Linked DNA regions of Homo sapiens: all the other regions are linked to region 1. A link is a contact called in ENCODE Hi-C or POLR2A ChIA-PET data. All regions are on one chromosome and are shown on one strand. The core of a region is the stretch at or near the end of the contact, and the rest is flanking DNA. Distances in the headings are between cores, read along the strand shown. Region 1 overlaps MAD1L1 (mitotic arrest deficient 1 like 1). Region 2 overlaps MAD1L1 (mitotic arrest deficient 1 like 1). Region 3 holds the start of CHST12 (carbohydrate sulfotransferase 12). Region 4 overlaps MAD1L1 (mitotic arrest deficient 1 like 1).

Region 1 (3,409 bases), core at 383-2,882:
ATCCCAGCTATTCTGGAGGTTGAGGCAGGAGAATCGCCTCAACCCGGGAGGTGGAGGTTGCAGTGAGCCGAGATCGCACCATTGCACTCCAGCCTGGGCGACAAAGTGAGACTCCATCTCAAAAAAAAAAAGAAAAAGAAAAAAAATAGAAAGGGAAGAATTTATAGGAAGTTCTACAACAAACAAGGCTAAGCTACAGCTGCCGGGGATGAAGGGCTGGACTGGGGGGACCCCGGGAACTCTGGACTGATAGAAGTGTGTTATCTGGACGAGTGCACATGTTCCACTTGTCATGACTCATCCAACAACACACCTCAATCTGTACACTTCAGTGTCCAGGCTCAGGGGATGCCTGAGCCGTCAGCATGAACCCACGGTCACACTCTGGGATGCGAGCCACCATGGGAGGATGCTGCTGCCTGCCGCACTCCAGCCACCAGGACCACCCTCTGCAGAGCGGGAAGAAGCAGCCGTGCACAGCAGGGAGCTGAAATGGGGAAACGTGGTCCAGGGGAGAGGGGACTCTGCGCCGTGTTTCACTAAACCAAGGTGGTGTCCACGGCACGAAACGACCAAAACACGCGTCTCAGCTCAACAGAATGGAAGGGGTGGGACAAGTGGGTGCTTTGCTAGGTGGCAGACTCCCCATCCCCAAGAGGTACAGGGAAAGACTGACGGGCAAGGTGGCTGGAGGCTCAGGGCGAGACAGAGTGCCCCTGAGGACCACGGTGGGGCTTGGAGCAACATGGCCATGGCTGGATGGCCACCCCATGCTGCCCACAGCCCCGCTGACAAAGGCAGGTCTGTGTACGCAGAATGACCGGCCCCCAGGGTACACCTGTGCCTGGAACTCCAGTGTGGTTACTGTGGGTCCACATGCTCTGCGAAAGAGGAAGTAAGTCCTGGGGTCCATACTGATGAACGTCTTAGAGCTATTAGGGTCACTCATTAAGTGACTTCAGTAAAACCACACGTTCTCCCATGTGGAAACTTCTGACAAGAACAGGCCGCCAGCAGCAAAGTCCACGCCACCACGACTGTGACGTGGTCCATCCAGACCTCGCCTCCCAGGAGGGGATCCCGCCGCAGCCCTGGACCCAGGCCATGTTTTACAGCTCTTTTGCCAGAAACTGGCCCCCATCTCTCTGAGCTGTCCACAAGTCAGCAACTTGGCTCAACTGCTGCAGGGACATGAGTTACAAGGGTCCCCAGACACATGTAAATAAAATGAAGAAATGCCGGCTTTACAGTTGCTGCCCTCGCACTCTTTCTCCCAGCTCAGGAAGGATCTCAAGGGCTTCAAAGCAGCCTGGGTTCCAATTAAGCCCGTGTGACCACCCCAGGGATGCCAGAACATTCCTGATTAACAAGAGGCGCTGTTTGAACTGTTCAAGCTAAAAAAAAGCCCTCAGAACCTTTCAAACAAATGCCATAATTTTCTCTCCCTGTTTCCTCACTCTTTGGAAAAGCTGATCTTTTGAATGCTTTAAACGTTCAAAAAGAAAGCTAGATAATGGCCCCAAACACAACTTCGGCAAGAAGCTCAGAACAGGGGCAGCAAGTGGAGAGCTTGGGATGCAACCACACACAAGCAGGCCCGCTTCCGGGAGGCGTGGCCCGGCCGGCCTGAGGCTGTGACAGCGTGTGTCCACTGTCCACAGCAGCTGGGCCGGGAGAATGACCTGGGCGGAACCACGCCTGGCAGGGAGCTGCAGGGCCTCCATCATCATGCCAGGCGAACCCAGTGACAAGGGCCTCAAACAGAAGAGGCCCAGGGAAGGGCAGCCCATGGGCCTGAGAAGCACCACTACACACCTGGGCGGCGCACTCCGCTCACAAAGCACTCTTCCAGGAAGGGCCCCGGGCTGCTGGAGACTGAACCGGAATCTGCCTAACTGGTGGAATCCCCTTTTACAAAGAAGTGCCTGTAGCTCACGGGGCTAGAACCCAGGAAGGCCCCAGGTGAGCTCGAAACCCTAAAGCAACCCCGCTGTGGACAGTGGCATCGCAGATAGGAGAGTGCCGGTGAAACAGTAAGACCAGGGCAGCATGCTTCACTGGGCAACGGAGGTGCTGCTGCAAGTGGGCGCAGTAGCAGGCAGGTCAGGGAAAACCAAGGGACTATGACTTCAGAGATAACAGGTGACATTCCTGACTGTTCTACCTTTAGTCATGATTAGCAGGCCGGGCGCGGCAGCTCATGCCTGTAATCCCAGCACTTTGGGAGGCTGAGGCGGGCGGATCACGAGCTCAGGAGATAGAGACCATCCTGGCTAACACGGTGAAACCCCGTCTCTACTAAAAATACAAAAAAAATTAGCCGGGCATGGTGGCGGGCGCCTGTAGTCCCAGCTACTCGGGAGGCTGAGGCAGGAGAATGGCGTGAACCCGGGAGGCGGAGCTTGCAGTGAGCCGAGATCACGCCACTGCACTCCAGCCTGGGCAACAGAGCGAGACTCCGTCTCAAAAAATAATAATAATAATAATAATAATTAAAATTAGCCGTGCATGGTGGTGGGCACCTGTAATCCAGCTACTCAGGAGGCTGAGGTGGGAGGACCACTTGAGCCCGGGAGTTCGAGGCAGTAGTGAGCTATGATCACATCACTGCACTCCAACCTGGGCAACCTCATCTCTTAAAAAAATTAAAAAAAAAAACACAATATTTTAGACCAGGCATGATGGTGTATGCCTGTAATCCCAGCACTTTGGGAGGCCAAGGCAGGAGGATCGTGTAAGCCAGGAGTTTGATACCAGCCAGGGCAACATGGCAAGACTCTGCCTCTTAAAACAAAAATTTTTTAAGAAGCAAAATAACCATTCTGTAATAAATTTCACACTCCCCACCGCACCTATCTTACCTGCAAAGATTTATTTTGGCAAAGAGGCAGCAGATTGCAGAGTAAAGAACAGTAAATTGGACGGGCATGGTGGCTCACGCCTGTAATCCCAGCACTTTGGGAGGCCGAGGCGGGTGGATCACTTGAGGTCAGGAGTTCAAGAACAGCCTGGCCAACATGGCGAAACCCCATCTCTACTAAAAATACAAAAATTAGCCAGGCGTGGTGGTGGGTGCCTGTAGTCCCAGCTACTCGGGAGGCTGAGGCAGGAGAATGGCTTGAACCCAGGAGGCAGAGGTTGCAGTGAGCCGAGATCGTGCCACTGCACTCCAACCTGGGTGACAGAGCGAGACTGTCTAAAAAAAGAAAAAAAAAGAACAGTGAATTGAAAATCAAGTAAATCTGGCTTCTAGAGAAACAATCAAAGGCAATGTGGGAACAAAGGACTTTAACGAACAGAAACTCAGAAAAAGGTGCATCATTAGCGAGATGTTCTTTGAACTTGCTGAGCAATAAAGGGAGAGAAAAGGCCTCAGAACTCTAGAAAGGCAACAGCCATGCACCTGCAG
Region 2 (3,409 bases), core at 260-2,759, 250 kb before region 1:
TTCAGCAAAGCCACTGTGCTCTGAGGCCACTGCCCCACCTGGACTGCACTTGGGCCCACCTGAGGAGACCACAGCTCCCGGCCCCAGGGCGACTGGTGCTGTGGCTACTCCTGGCCCCAGCCCCCCTCCCCTCCCCTCCCCTCTCTACAGGGCGCCTCAATGAGTGCACAGGGTGAGAGCACGTGGCAGGGCAGGGGCACTGATCCTTCCAACACCCGTCCTGTCTCTGGGTCACCCCAGGCTCTGGCGGCTCTTGCCAGCAGGGCAGTTCCCTCCGGCCCATGCCGCCGTGATCCGGCCCCTCCCCAGCAAGGACAGGGACCTCCTCCTATCGTTCAGTCCCAGGAGTCTGCAGAGATCGTCCGCCTGTCACGCTCACCCTTGGTGCGGGGACAGACGCTCACAACTGCCCCAGGACCTGGGCCGGTGGTCCCGTTTCTCAAATGGGGAAGCTGAGATGCAGAGAGAAAAGGGTCCACCCAGACCCCCAACTGTTACGACGTGGAGCAGGACCTCCATCCAAGCCTTCTGACCTCAGGCTCCCAGGCCGTCCAACACGGCTGCCCCGGCCTCAGATGGACACACGGTGTGTTGGAGCCAGGGACACCTGCAGCCTGCAAGGTCTCCTCTGCCTTCTCTCCCTGACCTGGTGCAGGAGGTCCAGGTGGCTGGCACTGAAGGCAGAACTGTAAAGCCAAGCCTGCCGTCCTCGCTGGGGACCTACCACACAAAGGGAGGACCGCACTGGGGAATGGGCTCATTGGGAGCCACTTTTGTTTCTCTACCCACCAGCCTGGCTCAGCTTCTACCAAATGGGCTCCTGCACGGGCCCAGAGGCCAATGGGCTCAGGCCACAGCCGCCATCGTCGCCATCACCATCATGCTGAGCACACATCATGGGCCAGCGGTGCCTCTGCTATAAACACACCCTCCACAATGACCGTGATTGGAGTGAGCCACATGTCAGAGCTGAGAGAGCTGAACCCAAGGTCACATGGCTGCTGGTGCAGAGCTGGGACCATGGCCCAAGTCCAAAACAGCTGACAGTGTGTGGCAACCCCTCCTCCATCAGCTCAGGAGCAACTTTGCTTTGGAACTGAAATTTAACTTTGATCAACAAAAAGAAACTGCAGATGACTCTGGGGAGGGAGCTGAAGTTGCAAAGTGCCCAGGGGTGGCAGGGCGGAGTCAGCCTTACCCACACCCCTCCTCCAGTCCACCCAACGCTTATAGAGGGCCAGTGCCAACAGCTCCAGTGACACGGAGGTCCCCAGTGACACGGAGGTCCCCAGGAGGGCGCACAGCAGGGCTGCAGCAGCGTTAGGAGACAGCAACCCCCAGAGTCAGAAGCCGGGGCTGTGTGGGCCCAGCATCCCTGTCCTTCCCCAGTACATGAGTGCTCCTGGGTCCCCGGCTTGCCCCCAACCCTGCAGCTCTCGGGACTTGCCTGTCATTGCGTGAGCCAACTCCCTGTAACAAGCATCTCCGTGTGCGTGCGTGCGTGCGTGTGCATGTGCGTGTGTACACACATTCTACGAGTTCTGTGTTTCGGCAGAACCCTGCCCAGTAAGCTCGCCCGGGGCTGTGTTGTCTGCAGATGGAGCAGCGACAGTGTGTGGGAGGAGCAGGGGCAGAGAAAGTCGGGGAGACTCGGCTGCCGTGGCAGCCTCACACTGTGTTGTGGACCCAGCGATTCCTCAGAGGCACCAAGGGAAGTGGTTAAAACAGGAAGACCCGCTGCACGCTCTCACCCACGGGAGCGGGGGGAACCCATCGCATGGAGTTGGGGGAGAAGGAGGGTGCAGGTGTGGGGTGGGCGGGGATGAACGGAGGCTGGTCAGTGGGTACAGACGCACAGCCAGATGGAAGGAGTAAGACCTCACGTTCCACAGCCGAGTGGGGGCGGACTACAGTCAGCCACATGTGCTGTCTACTTTAAAACAGTGAGAAGAGAGGACAGGAGGTCTTCCCAACACTTAGAAATGACCAGTCCATGAGGTGACGGATACCCCAAATACCCCTGTGTGGCCACTGCCCATTCTGGGCATGCAAGACAACATCACCTACACCCCATAACGATGCACGAACACTGTGTATCCATTTAAAAACCGACAGCAAAAAACCCTAATCTTCATTGACTGAATAAAAAAGATTCACGGGACATCCGGTCCAGACAGAAAAGGGTGCAGATTCATGTTCCCTGCTCCTCCTGCAAAGCTCGGCTCTGAGCCCTGGAGACGACGAGACAGGCAACCCAAAGAGAGGGTGGGGAGGTGGGAAGAGGGCGGAGAGGCGGCCTGGAGCCAGCAGTGGGGACTCAGGACCCCTGCCCAGCAGATGGCAGCCCAGATGACACACTCCTGCCTGGACCGGAGCCTGCAAAGGGAACCCCGGCACGCTGCGGGTCTGAGACGTGGTATCGGTGAGGGAGGCGGCCCTGAGGCGCCCTTCCCTGCTCAGACACAGACGCTGGAAAGCCAAAGATTCTTCCACTAGATTAACCTATAACTTCAGTGTAATTTCAGTAAAAAATAAAACCTTGATACCTTTTTTTTGAATTTGACTAATTCTTTTTTTTTTTTTCTTTTTGGAGACAGGGTCTATCTCTGTTGCCCAGGCTGGAGTGCAATGGTGTGATTTTGGCTTACTGCAACCTCCATCCCCCAGGTTCAGGCGATTCTCCCACCTCAGCATCTATAGTACCTGTAGCTGGGACTACAGACACCCTCCCGCCACGCCTGGCGTTTTGTGTTTTTAGTAGAGACAGGGTTTCACCTTGTTGGCCAGGCTGGTCTTGAACTCCCGACCTCAGGTGATCCACCCGCCTCAGCCTCAGTGCTGGGATTACAGGCATGAGCCACCGCGCCTGGCCGTGACAAAGTAATTCTAAAATTAACTTAGAATAATAAACAGGTAAGAAAACCTTTAAGTCAAAAAAAAGGATAAATGAAATTAAAAAAAACAAAAGATCTGAATACAGACCCGATTTTGCCTAAGTTTTAATAAAGATGAAGGTATAAATCTACGGGGAAGGAAGGATTCTGAGATAAATGGCCCTAGGGCAATTGTTTAGTGATCTGGAAAAAAAATCAATTTAGATCTCGACCTCATACCATACACCAAAATAAGTTTCAAGTAGATTAAATCTTTAAATATAAAAATAAGCTCAAAGAGCCCAGAAGAAAATAGAATTATTTATCAAATCACTAAAGTACTTACTAAGCTTAAAAGCAACGGAATTAACAGATAAGAGAGAACCTGAAGACGAGGGGTTCAGGTTCTGGGAAAGATGAAGAAACCAATCAGCCCTGTCTCTCCCTGAGGCAGCTCTGACGATGGAGGGAGTGCAGCCAGCAGCCGACTACAGACCTGGAGAGCCACAGGCTGCAGGCGGGCTGAGGTCGGAACC
Region 3 (3,409 bases), core at 443-2,942, 240 kb after region 1:
ATAAACATATTATCTACTGTGAGTGTGTATATAATATACACATATATTTTGTGGTGGTTGTTTGTTGCTTTTCCCCCCCACTAGAATACAGGAGGGCAGGGGCCTTGCCCGTCTCCCTCACTTCCACATTTCCAGGGCCCGGTGGGTTCGGAACTCCTTTGGGACTGGCTGCAGGGAGTGGAAGAGTGAAGAGATGACCTTGGTTGGAAGGCTGCCTCGGGAGTCCATCGGAGGGGGCCAACTAAAAATATCACGGATTGAAAAAGTTCTTGGGGTGGATGGTGGGGATGTGAAAGTGCTTAATGCCACTGCAGGGAGTGCTTAAAAATGGTTAAGATGGGCCGGGCGCGGCGGCTCACGCCTGTAATCCCAGCACTTTGGGAGGCCGAGGCGGGCGGATCACGAGGTCAGGAGTTCGAGACCATCCTGGCTAACACGGTGAAACCCCGTCTCTACTAAAAATACAAAAAATTAGCCGGGCGTGGTGGCGGGCGCCTGTAAGTCCCAGCTACCCGGGAGGCTGAGGCAGGAGAATGGCGTGAACCCGGGAGGCGGAGCTTGCAGTGAGCCGAGATCGGGCCACTGTATTCCAGCCTGGGCGACAGAGCGAGACTCTGTCTCAACAACAACAACAACGACAACAACAACAACAACAACAACAACAAAGGTTAAGATGGTAAATTTTATGTTCTATATATTTTACCATAATTTAAAAAAAAAATGACTGGGCCTGGCGCGGTGGCTCACGCCTGTAATCCCAGAGCTCTGGGAGGCTGAGGCAGGAGGATTGCTTGAGTCTAGGGGTTCAAGACCACCCTGGGCAACATAGTGAGACCCCCGTTTCTATTAAAAATTAAAAATTAGCCGGGTGTGGTGGCACCTGTCTGTAGTTCCATCTACTTGGGAGGCTGAGGTGGGAGGATGGCTTGAACCCAGGAGGTCGAGGCTGCAGTGAGCTGTGACTGCACCGCTGCACCCCATCCTGGACGACACGGTGAGATCCTGTCTCTAAAAAAATAAACAAACAAACACACAAAACTACATTGATGCCAAGAACAATTACTGCATGCTCACTATGCATTAGGCATCTTGCTAAGCTCTTTACCCGTGTCATCTCGTTTGTCTCACATACTCCCTGAAAGGTAGGGTCACTAACCTATTATATTTTACGGATTGGCGACAACCTCAGAGAGGTTAAGTCACTTGCCCAAGGTCACACAGCGAGTCTCAAGCCCCAGCCGGTGAGCATCACGATCCTTTGCCAATGAGCCGATGCTCGAGAAAGGGTCGGATAGACAACAGGCACTGCATAAAGGTTGGTTAACGGGATCGTGTTTGGCTGCAACGTGGAGCTCCCGGGTCGAACGGCGAGACAGCTGCGCGTCCCCGAGCCGCCGCGCGCCCGGTCCGCCGGGGCGGAGTCAACGCCGCGGATTGGCTGCTGAGAAAGGGGCGTGGCTCGTGGCGGCCGGTGGGCGGAGTCGATCTCTGGCCGTAAATACGGCGCCACATGGCACTGGCTCGCGAGGGCGGGGGCGGGCGGGCTGGCCGGGCGCAGGCGCGCTGAGGGCGGGCGCCCCTCGGCCTCCGTGGCCCCTCCGGCGGCCGCGACGTCTCGCGAGAAGACGACCGGTAGGAGGGGCTCCTGCGCCGGGGGCGGGGCCGGCGAGGGCTGCCTCTGGGGGGTCCGCTAGTCGCGGGGCGGCGGCGGCGGCTGCGGGCGCGAGGTGAGGGGCGCGAGGTGAGGGTCGCGAGGTGAGGGGCGCGGCGGGCGGCGGGCTCGGGGCGCGGTCTCCCTCTCTCTCGGCCAGTGCTGGGCTCCCAGGGCCCGGGCGGGGGTCCCGGGCCGCGCTGAGGGGCGCGGGTCGGCTCTCCTTAACCTGGCCTGGCGGGCGCGGCTTGGGCCTGGGTTCGAGTTCCCGCGCCGGCGCGCAGTGTGACCTTGGCCCTGCGCGCGCCCTCTCTGAGCCCCGCTCGTCGTCCTCGGCCAGGGGGACCCAGCCCTGGGGCCCTGATCAGCGCGTTCTGCGGCTCCTCGGGGTCTGGACGAGAAATCTGTGGTTCTGATTCAGCGACAGCAGAGGCTGCAGCGGCCCCGCCGGCCCCCAGGAGTCCCCCTGCCCGGCATCAGCCTCTGCCGCCCGGCAGGGGTAGGACCAATTCCCGGGCTTGGAGTTCCAGGATCCCCAGCTCCCGAGGGCCCCCGTGTGCCTGCTGTCACCTGAACGGGGCTCCCCGGCCCCGCCGACCGCAGCCCTGGAGCCTGCAGACGCCAGCAGCACCGGCAGGTCGCTCAGGGTATCCCTTAAATGACCTCTCACTCCAGAAGCCGCAGCCCTGCCCCTCTGGGAGAGGAAACCGTGCATTTAGTCCGGGAACAGTGGGACTTAGACCTCCTCTGCGGGCTCCCGGCCACCGAGACACCGCCGGCAAAGCCTTGGCTCGGGCAGAGGCTCCGTCTGGCAGGCAGCACAACAAGCCATAGTGTTTCCAGCATTATTAAATTATTTAGTTCATAAGCGGGGCTGTGGGGACTCGGAAGCCCCGGGGTGAATAGGAATGTGAGTTGCAGGCGCGGTGCTGGACGCAGTACATCTTCCAGGACACCAGGCCCTACGGTGCTGTTCCCGGCTGTGGGTGGTTGGGGACAGCTCAGCGGGTCCCCCACTTACCCCCACGCGGGGACCCGGGTTAGCCCCTCACCGTGAGCATCTGGTGTTGGGAGTCAGGGCTGGTGTCTGAGTGAGGATGGAGAGAAAACAGGGGTAATGAGGAGATTGCTACACGAAGGTGCAACGCTTGAGATCTGAAAGAGCACCTGCCTGGAATGGCATAGATGTTTGATTTCCCTGCAAAGGAGTTTATGGGACTTTGGGCTGACGCTTTGGGGCCAGCAGTAACTGTCTGCTGTCACTCAGCTGACTCCAGCTTTATTATCAAACCTCCAATCGAGTGCAAGATGCTAAGCTGGGGTAGATGCCGGTAATAGCGTGGGCCTTGCCCTGGGAGCTCACGGCCAGCCTGGCTACAACTGTGTGGAGTTGAGACTGTGGTGCAGGCGTTAACAGAATGTGGCGACATTTTCCGACATTTTCCACAGTGGAGAGGACCTATGAATTGGGGCGTTTGGAGGCAAAGGGCATGCAGAGATGTGGAAGTGAAAGTGATGTTTGGGGGAGATGGTGGGTCGCCGTGTTCTTGATGAAGTGGGGTTTGAGGATTGGGTTGGAAGCTAAGACTGGAAGGCCGGGCGAGGTGGCTCGTGACTGTAATCCCAGCACTTTGGGAGGCAGAGGCGGGCGGATCACCTGAGGTCAGGAGTCCGAGACCAGCCTGGCCAACATGGTGAAACCCCATCTCTACTAAAAATACAAAATTTAGCTGGGCGTGGTGGTGCACACCTGAAGTC
Region 4 (3,409 bases), core at 503-3,002, 200 kb before region 1:
AGATGTAAGTAGCCTAACTACCACAATTAAAAGGCAGACACTCAAACTGGATTAAAAAGCAACACCCAATCAGACACCGCTGACAATAATGCACTTTAAATACAAAGATGCAAAAAGACATAACATGCCATCACTAAGAAAACCAGCAAGAGAAAGCCAGAGACGCTACTAATACCAGAAATAGTAAATTTCAGAGCACATATTATTACCAAGAAGGTAACTTATAATAATAAAGAGATTGATTAATCAAAGGAAAATAATAATCCTAAACATGTGTGTGCTAATAAAAGAGCTGCAAAACAAATGAAGCAAAACCAGCCAGAAATGCAGGGAGAAATAGACGGGTCCTCAATGACAATCTGAGACTTCAGTATCCCTCTCTCAATAGCTGATAGAACAACGGGCAAAAAATCAGGAGGACAAGGACCACATGATCAGCCAACTTGACCTATTTCACCTGGATAAATGCTTCGACTCTTAAGAGCAGGAGACCCAGTCTTTTCAGGAGCACTTGAACTATGTACCAAGAAGACCTCATGCTAAACCATAAAAGAAGGCTCAGTCTATTTAGGAATTTCATAATTCTAACTATGTTATAGGACCATCATGGAATTAAACTAGCAATCAGCACCAGAAAGTCATCTGGAAAATACTACTGACAAAAGCATCCAACACCATGAAATACACAGAGATGGAACGGAACAGGCCAAGAAAAACCTGCACGTGACAAGCTCCGAGCACTGTGAAGAGAGCTCCAGGGCAACCTCCACACAGGGAGAGAGAGAGGCCTTGTCCACAGGCTGGGAGACTCTGGGTGTTGGGAACGCACTTCTCCCCCAAATTAATCCACAGAATCAGCAACCTCAGTCAAAATCCCACAGGCTTCTTTGTACAAATTGGCAAGCTGATTCTAAAATTCATATGGAGATGTAATGGACCTAGAATAGAGAAAACAACATTGACAATGAAAAAGGAGGGGCTACCTAATTTCACCAACTACGTTAAAGCCGTAGTAATCACAACAGTGCAGTACTGGTCTGCAAGACAGACAGACCGATCAAACAAAACAGAGTCCAGAAATAGGAGCACAAACACAACCAATTTTTGAAAAATATATGAAGGCAATTCAGCGTAGAAAGGACAAACTCTTCAACAAATGGTTCTGGAACAACTGGGTGTTCTTGGGGGAAATAAAGAATTAAAATCTTGTACAATAAATGAAAATCCTGCTCAATCCTGAACCAAAAGTTACAAAGTTATTAAAAGAAAATACAGGAGAAAATCTTGTAAATTTGGGACAGCCAAAGATTTCTTAGCTATGATACCTGATAGGGTTTGGCTGTGTCCCCACCCAAATCTCATCTTGAATTGTAGCTCCCATAATCCCCATGTGTTGCGGGAGGGATATGGTGGGAGATAATGAATCAGAGGGCAGTTTCCCCCATACCATTCTCGTGTGTTGTGGGAGGGACATGGTGGGATATAATGAATCACAGGGCGGTTTCCCCCATACCATTCTCGTGTGTTGTGGGAGGGACATGGTGGGAGATAATGAATCACAGGGCGGTTTCCCCCATACCATTCTCGTGTGTTGTGGCAGGGACGTGGTGGGAGATAATGAATCACAGGGTGGTTTCCCCCATACCATTCTCGTGTGTTGTGGGAGGCCTGTGGTGGGAGATAATGAATCACAGGGCGGTTTCCCCCATACCGTTCTCACGTGTTGTGGGAGTGATGTGGTGGGAGATAATGAATCATAGGGCGGTTTCCCCCATACCATTCTCATCTATTGTGGGAAGGACACGGTGGGAGATAATGAATCACAGGGATGGTTTCCCACATACCATTCTCGTGGTCGTGAATAAGTCTCACAAGATCTGATTTTATAAGGGGTTTCCCCTTTGGCTTGGCTCTCATTCTCTCTTGTCTGCCACCATGTAAGATGTGCCTTTTGCCTGCTGCCATGATTGTGAGGCCTCCCCAGCCATGTAGAACTGTGAGTCCATTCAATCTCTTTTTCTTTATAAATTACTCAGTCCGGGTATGTCTTTATCAGCAGCATGAAAATGGACTAATATCCAAAGGATCATATATAACAGAAAACATTGAAAAATTGGACTTTATCATAAAAAAACTTCTCTTCAAAATACCTGATGAAAGAACGAAAAGACAAGACACAGACTGGGAGAAAATATTTGGAAAGCAAATAATCTGATAAAGGCCTTGTATCCAGAACATATAAAGAGCTCTCCCAAACTCAACAGTAAGAAAAATAATCAAATTTTAAAATGGACAAAAAAACAGGTGCTTTACCAAAGAAGATCTACAGATGACAAGTGAGCTGAATGAAAAGATGTTCAACATCATTAGTCATTTGTGAAATAAAAAATAAAAGGCCACAGTGAGACATGACTGCCAACCTATTAGAAAGCCTAAATGAAAACCTTTAAAAAACTAGCCGGGTGTGGTGGTGCACACCTGTAGTCCCAGCTACTCAGGAGGCTGGGGTGGGAGGATCACTTGAGCCCAGGAGTCAGAGGCTGCAGGCAGCTATGATCCCACCACTGCACTCCAGCCTGGGCAACAGAGCAAGACCCTGTCTGTAAAAGAAACATTTAAAAAAATAAAAGAGGGACTAAGGAAAAAGACTGTGCTGCATGCTGGTGAGGAGAAGCTGCACACCAACTACTCTGGAAGACGGGCAACCTCGGAACACGTTACACACGTGACCGCCAGCCACTCCACACTAGGCGTTTACCTGAAAGAAAACGAAGTCGATTTCTACATGGGACTTTATTTATAATATCCAGCAGTTTCAGAATAGCCAAAAACCAGAAAAACTCCAAATGTCCATCGCAAGGGAACGTATAAACTGGTGTCTCCATACGACAGAACACAACTCAGCAGTGAAGACAACACAGCTGTGTGCACAGTGATCTCTCCCCCAACCAGCCATGCTGCGTGGAAGAAGCAAAAAGAGGGAGACCACATGCTCCAGGACCAACGCCATGCCCAGAAGACTCGACAGCCGCCCGCCAATCTACAGTGATGGAAAGCACGTCGGCGGGTTTGGGGTGGGGAGAGGAGGCAGGGAGGAGGGATTCCTGTCAAACAAGAGCACATGTCTGGGGGTCTTGAATATGAATGTGGTAACGGCTCCATGGGTGTATGTGTGTGTACATGCAAATTCACCACACTGCACTTGACATCGCGCAGCTTACTGCACACCAGTTATACCTCAGGAAAGCTGTAAAAACCATACTGTAGTGAATGACCTCTGACATCTGCTTCCTGCTTGTACGGCGCACCTGCAGGACATGCTTCCGGAGGCGAGGCTGCTGGCCAGGGGCAAGTGTCTCTGTCATCCCAGCAGACGCCGTGCGCTGCCCTCCCTGGGTGTCTGGGGCAC

The links. Hi-C counts contacts between places; a loop is a spot of excess contacts on that map. ChIA-PET counts read pairs that join two places held with the same protein, here RNA polymerase II (POLR2A). Pooled maps may share reads with other maps.
Region 2: a pooled map shows a loop between it and region 1 (2.6-fold over the local background). The contact joins two enhancer-like sites. A Hi-C loop is called at or near these places in 1 of 168 maps with a recorded cell type or tissue (endothelial cell of hepatic sinusoid), 1 of 37 single-sample maps with no recorded cell type and 3 of 50 pooled maps. POLR2A ChIA-PET finds 5 or more read pairs at or near these places in 3 of 52 experiments (AG04449, AG04450 and HEK293).
Region 3: a pooled map shows a loop between it and region 1 (8-fold over the local background). The contact joins the promoter of CHST12 here to the enhancer-like site in region 1. A Hi-C loop is called at or near these places in 3 of 37 single-sample maps with no recorded cell type and 4 of 50 pooled maps. POLR2A ChIA-PET finds 5 or more read pairs at or near these places in 2 of 52 experiments (K562 and MCF 10A).
Region 4: a loop to region 1 is called in a map with no recorded cell type, with 5 times the contacts of the local background. The contact joins two enhancer-like sites. A Hi-C loop is called at or near these places in 1 of 37 single-sample maps with no recorded cell type and 2 of 50 pooled maps. POLR2A ChIA-PET finds 5 or more read pairs at or near these places in 2 of 52 experiments (K562 and WTC11).

Annotation. Positions count from the first base shown.
Region 1 is chr7:2,165,084-2,168,492 of GRCh38, forward strand. All of the region lies in intron 10 of MAD1L1 (mitotic arrest deficient 1 like 1), which reads right to left. Among named protein-coding and RNA genes, the nearest start is that of MAD1L1, 66 kb to the right of the region's middle. RefSeq lists enhancers at 880-1,209, 3,199-3,409 and a silencer at 1,034-1,244. Within about 2 kb of position 1,633, at least 5 of the 41 ENCODE cell types and tissues checked have a DNase peak (open chromatin) inside an H3K27ac peak, as active enhancers do.
Region 2 is chr7:1,918,747-1,922,155 of GRCh38, forward strand. All of the region lies in intron 17 of MAD1L1 (mitotic arrest deficient 1 like 1), which reads right to left. Among named protein-coding and RNA genes, the nearest start is that of MIR4655, 76 kb to the left of the region's middle. Within about 2 kb of position 1,510, at least 6 of the 41 ENCODE cell types and tissues checked have a DNase peak (open chromatin) inside an H3K27ac peak, as active enhancers do.
Region 3 is chr7:2,401,919-2,405,327 of GRCh38, forward strand. It overlaps CHST12 (carbohydrate sulfotransferase 12), which reads left to right and starts at 1,693. Exons shown (of 2, transcript NM_018641.5): 1 at 1,693-1,755. RefSeq lists an enhancer at 1,170-1,269 and silencers at 1,360-1,729, 1,820-1,989.
Region 4 is chr7:1,960,344-1,963,752 of GRCh38, forward strand. The region is part of intron 15 of MAD1L1 (mitotic arrest deficient 1 like 1); the gene reads right to left. Among named protein-coding and RNA genes, the nearest start is that of MIR4655, 120 kb to the left of the region's middle. RefSeq lists an enhancer at 958-2,157. Within about 2 kb of position 1,753, at least 3 of the 41 ENCODE cell types and tissues checked have a DNase peak (open chromatin) inside an H3K27ac peak, as active enhancers do.